2 separate regions of the Homo sapiens genome follow, and region 1 is linked to region 2. The links are chromatin loops, found by intact Hi-C in ENCODE. Cell type or tissue: B cell. All regions are shown on one strand. Each heading gives the region's core, and the rest is flanking DNA. Links, peaks and the distances in the headings are about the cores only.

Region 1 (2,911 bases), core at 155-2,654, 150 kb after region 2:
AAATGGTAAAATACAAAAAAGAAAGAATCTCTGTAACTGATTTCAAGACTTGTTTCAATTGCCCCAGCTGCGTTTGAGCACCTGGGTAGAGACCTACCTGGCTGGGTCAACCCCAGCTTGGCTTTGCAACCTCTAACTGCAATAGTCCATTTCCTCATCTGAACAGGGAAGGTGAAAATGATGGCTCCTCACTGTGGGGTTGGGCGCAAGGGTTCAATGAGCGCTCCCATTCAGGTGTAAGGTTTAAATGAGCCGCTCCCCTTCAGGCATAAGGAACGGAGCCTGGTGGGTGGTCAGTACTCAGTAGATGTTGCTTATTTTCACTTTTTTCTGCTTCTGTTTGAGTCCTTAAAGTTTACAGCAAGGGGAGTCATAACACCCAGTGCCAGCTCCCTGTTTAGGGCTATGCACACTCAAGCACCGTAGCACTCGGCAAACATGGGCTGACAGCCTGCGTGTCCTCCCAAAGGTAGAAACAGCAGGGCTTAGGAACAGGGGAGCTGGGAGCACTAAAGGTGACTGCAGAGTCCAGCCCAGGAGACTGGGGGTGTCCAGCTGGAGAAGGCGATTTGGGGTCATAAGTGACCAACATTGAGACTCGGCACCCAGTCCGAGGGAGGATGGGGCCAGGGCAGAAGGCCCAGAGAGAGGAGATGCCGTCCAGCCAGGAGGAGGACGCTCACATTCACGGGAGCTCCAGAGGAGGGAGGCAGAGTAAAGAAGCGACCACAGTGCCAGATGCTGTAGGGGGCTGTGCACGGCCTTGGCCTGGCCTCTATATTTCTCCTCCTCGAGTTCTGTTTCTCTTATCTTTACTATTTGAGGCCACACCTGGCATGATGCTCTTCAGGGTCTCTGTCAACGGAGCGCCCGTCCAGAGGGCAGAACTGGGGAAGCCAGTATCACCCTTCCCTGACTCCGGGACACGTGAGGTGCAGATCTGGGCTCTGCCCAGAAGCCATGAAAGCCAATCTGATACTAGCCTTGGTTTCCTGGACTGGGACAGACTCACCTACATCCCTGCAGTCTTAGGGCATGTTATCCAGGTGACGCCACTCTGGGTGGCAAAGACAAAACCCAAAAAGCAAGGGCAGGCCGGGCGCGGCGGCTCACACTTGTAATCCCAGCACTTTGGGAGGCCAAGGTGGGCAGATCACTTAAGGTCAGAAGTTTGAGACCAGCCTGGCCAACAAGGTGAAACCCCATCTCTACCAAAAATATAAAAAATTAGCTGGGTGTGGTGGCGTGCACCTGTAATCCCAGCTACTCAGGAGGATGAGACAAGAGAATCATTTGAACCCGGGAGGTAGAGGTTGCAGTGAGCTGAGTTGGTGCCACTGCACTCTAGTCTGAGTGGCAGAGCAAGACTCTGTCTCAAAAAAACCAAACCAAACCAAAAACCAAAAAACAAAAAACAAAAAAAACAAGCAAGGGCAGGTGCAGCCCAGCCCCATCCCTGTGTTTCTCAGCACCTGGCCCAGGCTCTGCAAGGCACGGACTCCTGGGTGACAAAGTGGAGCTTCAGGGTCTCCTCCAGTGTGGCCTGGGGGTCCTGCAACCTGACTTTCACGGGACCCTGCCGAGGAAAGGGACAAAGGTTTATGCCGCATGCCTCTGCTGCATGCTCGCCCTCTAGAGGGTGTGACCTGAACAGCACACTTGAGAAGTTGAATTTTTCTCACCTTCCTACAGTTGAGGAGTGGGACTGTCAAGGCAAAGCAGCCTGGGTGGTGACAGCAGGCTTTGGTAAAAAGGTTCTCTCTGCCCTGGATCCTGGGTCCAGGTTCTATTCTGGTGTTACTGAGGGTCCTAGCGAGCTTGCACCGGAACTCCTTGCCTTGTCCCGTCTGCATGACTCTTGATGACCTACTTCGATATGGAGGGGTGTGCCCTACCTTGAGCTTGGCCCCAGCGTCCCCCTGTATGGAGCCTCCACCTGTTCTCCCTTTCCCAGGCCCCCCAGGCCCATCCCCTGCCTGCTAATAGTCCTTGCTCCTAGAGAAAACAGGCCCTGCAGAGGCCCCGGGTTGGATATGCTCACGTAGAAAATGTTCACTTGAGACCTTATTCGTCTGATCTTCCCTTGCTTGGGTGACTCTAACAAATGTCGACTTTTTTTTTTTTTGAGACAAAATCTCACTCTGTTGCCCAAGCTGGAGTGCAGTGGCACGATCACCGCTCACTGCAGCCTCAACCTCCGGAGCTCAAGGCATCTTCTCTCCTCAGCTTCCCACATAACTGAGACTACAGGCTCACGCCACCACACCTGGCTAATTTTTTTGTATTTTTTGTAGAGGTGGTCTCACCATGTTGTCCAGGCTGGTCTCAAACTCCTGGAATCAAGCCATCTGCCTGCCTCAGCCTCCCAAAGTGCTGGGATTACAGGTATGAGCCACCGTGGCTGGCCAAAGGTGGATTTTTCATCATTTTTCTCTAAGGGCTTGGGCTGGTGTGGTGGGGGTGCAGTGTACGCCTCACGCTTCCTCCGGTCTGTTTTTACAACCCTTTGCCATGAGATTTTGACACTCTTCTCATCAAGGGATGCAGTCTATTTTTTTGTCCCCTTCCATCTGGGCTGGTCTGTGACTTGCATTGGCCAATAAAATGCAGTAGAAATGATGTCATGTGATTTCCTTGGCTGGGCTTTGAGTAGCCTTGTAGGTTTCATTTTTTGCATATCTAGGACTTGCTCACCTACATGCAAGGAAAACAGACTTGTAGTCCTAAATGCTGCGAGACCAGGTGGAGAGAGGAAACACCCCAGCTGACAGCCTGCCCAAGCCTCCAGGCATGTGATGAAGGCCCCCTGGATATTCAGCCCCATCTAGCGATTCCCTTTTTTTTTTTTTTTTTTTTTGAGATGGAGTTTCTCTCATGTTGCCCAAGCTGGAGTGCAATGGCGCAATCTCGG
Region 2 (2,911 bases), core at 294-2,793:
GGATTCACCATGTTGCCCGGGCTGGTCTCAAACTCCTGAGCTCAAGCGATCTGCCCGCTTCAGCCTCCCAAGTGCTGGGATTACAGGTGTGAGCCATCTCGCCTGGCCTCACCGGGTCCATTCTGACTTTGGGAGGGTGTGGTGGGATTTGGGTCCCTGCCCACCACAGACAGGGGGTGGGAATCTTTCAAGGAAGCCATGTGGCTGGGGGGATGCGGGGAGGTCTCCTCTGGAGAAGGAGGGCCAGGTTCCGGTTGATGGCCAGGCCAGGGCAGTCAGGCCAGCGGGAGTGCAGGCCATCGTCCCTGCCTTGCTGGAGGGAGAGCACTTTGCCAGAGAGGAAGAGCCTATGCCTCTCACCTGTCCATTTGGGGGCTCACTTTTCCCCTGTCTGTCTGATCATCCAGCTGACACTGTGCATGTCCGGTTCACCTGGGGTTGTAAGGTGAACAAATGCATGGCCATCCTCAGAAGGCCTGCTTCTGTCTGGTTTTGGCCTCTGGCTTTGAGGCTTCAGTTACTTGCAGGTGATCTTAATTTTAAGTAAAAATGGCCGGGCGCTGTGGCTCACGCCTGTTAGCCCAGCACTTTGGGAGGCCGAGGTGGGCGGATCACGAGGTCAGGAGATCAAGACCAATCCTGGCTAACACGGTGAAACCCTGTCTCTACTAAAAATACAAAAAATTAGCCAGGCGTGGTGGCGGGTGCCTATAGTCCCAGCTACTCAGGAGGCTGAGGCAGGAGAATGGTGTGAACCCGGGAGGCCGAGCTTGCAGTGAGCCGAGATGGCGCCACTGCACTCCAGCCTGGGCGACAGAGTGAGACTCCGTCTCAAAAAAAAAAAAAAAATTTTAAGTAATAAAACAGATTTTTTAATAGTTGCTTTATTCAAGATATTTTTGTGTATGGAGAGGAATACTCATTAACATTGGTACTTTATTGCTCAATTTATTCAAGTAATATAACTCTGAAAATCAATTTTCCTTAAGCATTTAAACATTATTAATTTGATTAATTATAAATCTAGTATTATAAATCTAGACTGATTCTTTTGAACACTCCAGACATCTTAACTAGCAGGCCAGACACACACAAATACAGTATTTCAGATTGATCGAGATGGCGGGATCTGAGCAATCTAATGATTGATTCTTTACAGAGTTGCACAAACCAAGGAGATTTAAACGGAGACCTTTCATCGTCAGGCCGTGTCTCTTTAAATCATGATAACAATGTTTATTTGTGGCATCCGGGACTAAGTTTCTTTTTGTCATAGAGGTGCTACTGGGGTACCTGTCAGAGTGGAGGAAAATGATGTGCAGCCACTAGAGGGCCCCTGAAATTTATTCTTTATATTTATTTATTTATTTTTAACTTTTACAAAATAGAGCTGCGGTCTCTCCATGTTGCTCAGGCTGGTCTCAAACTCCTGGCCTCAAGCGATCCTCCAACCTCTACCTCCCAAAGTGCTGGGATTACAGGCGTGAGCCACTGTGCCCAGCCTAAAATTGATTCTTCTTCTTAGTTATTATTATTTTTGGTGGCAGAGCAGAAAAGCATTTCTAAGTATATAAATACCTCTGACTTGACTTTTTACATCATCCTACCTAAATATGTTGTTGTTTTACTGACCACTAAGAATTTCTCTATATTACACACACGCACACACACACACACACAATCTCTTTCTCTCTCTCACTTAAATGAACAAATGAAAATATATTGTGTATAATTTCTTTTTTTGAATGCAGTTTATTTCATTTTGGCTTTTTTCTTTCTTCCTTTCTTTCTTTCTTTTCTTTTTTTTGAGACGGAGTCTCACTCTGTCACCCAGGCTGGAGTGCAGTGGTGCCATCTTGGCTCACTGCAACCTCCACCACCCGGGTTCAAGCAATTCTCCTGCCTCAGCCTCCTGAGTAGCTGGGATTACAGGCGTGCACCACCACACCCGGCTAATTTTTGTATTTTTAGTAGAGATAGGGTTTCACCATCTTGGCCAGACTGGTCTCAAACTCCTGACCTCCACCCGCCTCAGCCTCCCAAAGTGCTGGGATTATACATGTGAGCCACCTTGCCCGGCCTTCTTTTTGGTTTACTGCTCCCTGCTCCCCACATCCCTTGTTTCTTCTCTCCCACTTCACACGGCTCTTCAGATAACTCATGTAAATGATCTTGGAATACAAGAAATATTCTCCATGATCATAGAATTTCAAAGGAACATAGGTACTTGTGCATGAGCATATGTAGGTTTTTTCATTGTTTTATAAAAACAACATCACGTGATGTATTAGGATTCTCTAGAGGGCCAGAACTAATAGGATCTATCTATCTATCTGTCGATCTATCTATCTATCTAATAAGATCTATCTATCTATCTATCTATCTATCTATCTATCTAAAGGGGAGTTTATTAAGGAGTATTAACTCACACAATCACAAGGTCCCACAATAGTCCATCTGCAAGCTAAAGAGTAAGAAAGCCAGTCCAAGTCCCAAAGCTGAAGAACTTGGAGTCTGATGTTCGAGGGCAGGAAGCATCCAGCATGAGAGAAAGATGTAGGCTAAGAGGCTAAGCCAGTCTGGACTTTTCACGTTATTCTGCCTGCTTTATATTCTGGCCTCACTGGCAGCTGATTAAATGGTGCCCACCCAGATTAAAGGTGGGTCTGCCTTTCCCAGCCCACTGACTCAAATGTTAATCTCCTTTGGCAGCACCCTTACAGACACACCCAGGATCAGTACTTTACATCCTTCAATCCCATCAAGTTGACTCTTAGTATTAACCATCACACATGATTATACACATCATTCTGTCCCTTTTCTCAATAATTTCTTGTAGAAATTTTGGCTGCATACTAGTCAATGGTGTGAATGTACCATAAATTACACATTCATCCACCAGTGGGAATTC

Evidence for each region. Peaks named below come from ENCODE experiments on the same cell type or tissue, not always from the same donor. Only the 100,000 strongest peaks of a DNase experiment are listed, where the experiment ranks them.
Region 1: it touches region 2 in a loop (14-fold over the local background); 7 of 110 quality-filtered maps call a loop at or near these places.

Annotation. Positions count from the first base shown.
Region 1 is chr22:38,972,482-38,975,392 of GRCh38, reverse strand. No RefSeq gene overlaps it. Among named protein-coding and RNA genes, the nearest start is that of APOBEC3B, 8.4 kb to the left of the region's middle. RefSeq lists an enhancer at 442-1,219. In B cell, for the core only: CTCF peaks have their summits at 1,425 and 1,629; a DNase peak (open chromatin) is centred at 1,622.
Region 2 is chr22:39,120,607-39,123,517 of GRCh38, reverse strand. No RefSeq gene overlaps it. Among named protein-coding and RNA genes, the nearest start is that of APOBEC3H, 25 kb to the right of the region's middle. In B cell, for the core only: CTCF peaks have their summits at 1,146 and 1,348 (motif pointing right); a DNase peak (open chromatin) is centred at 1,317.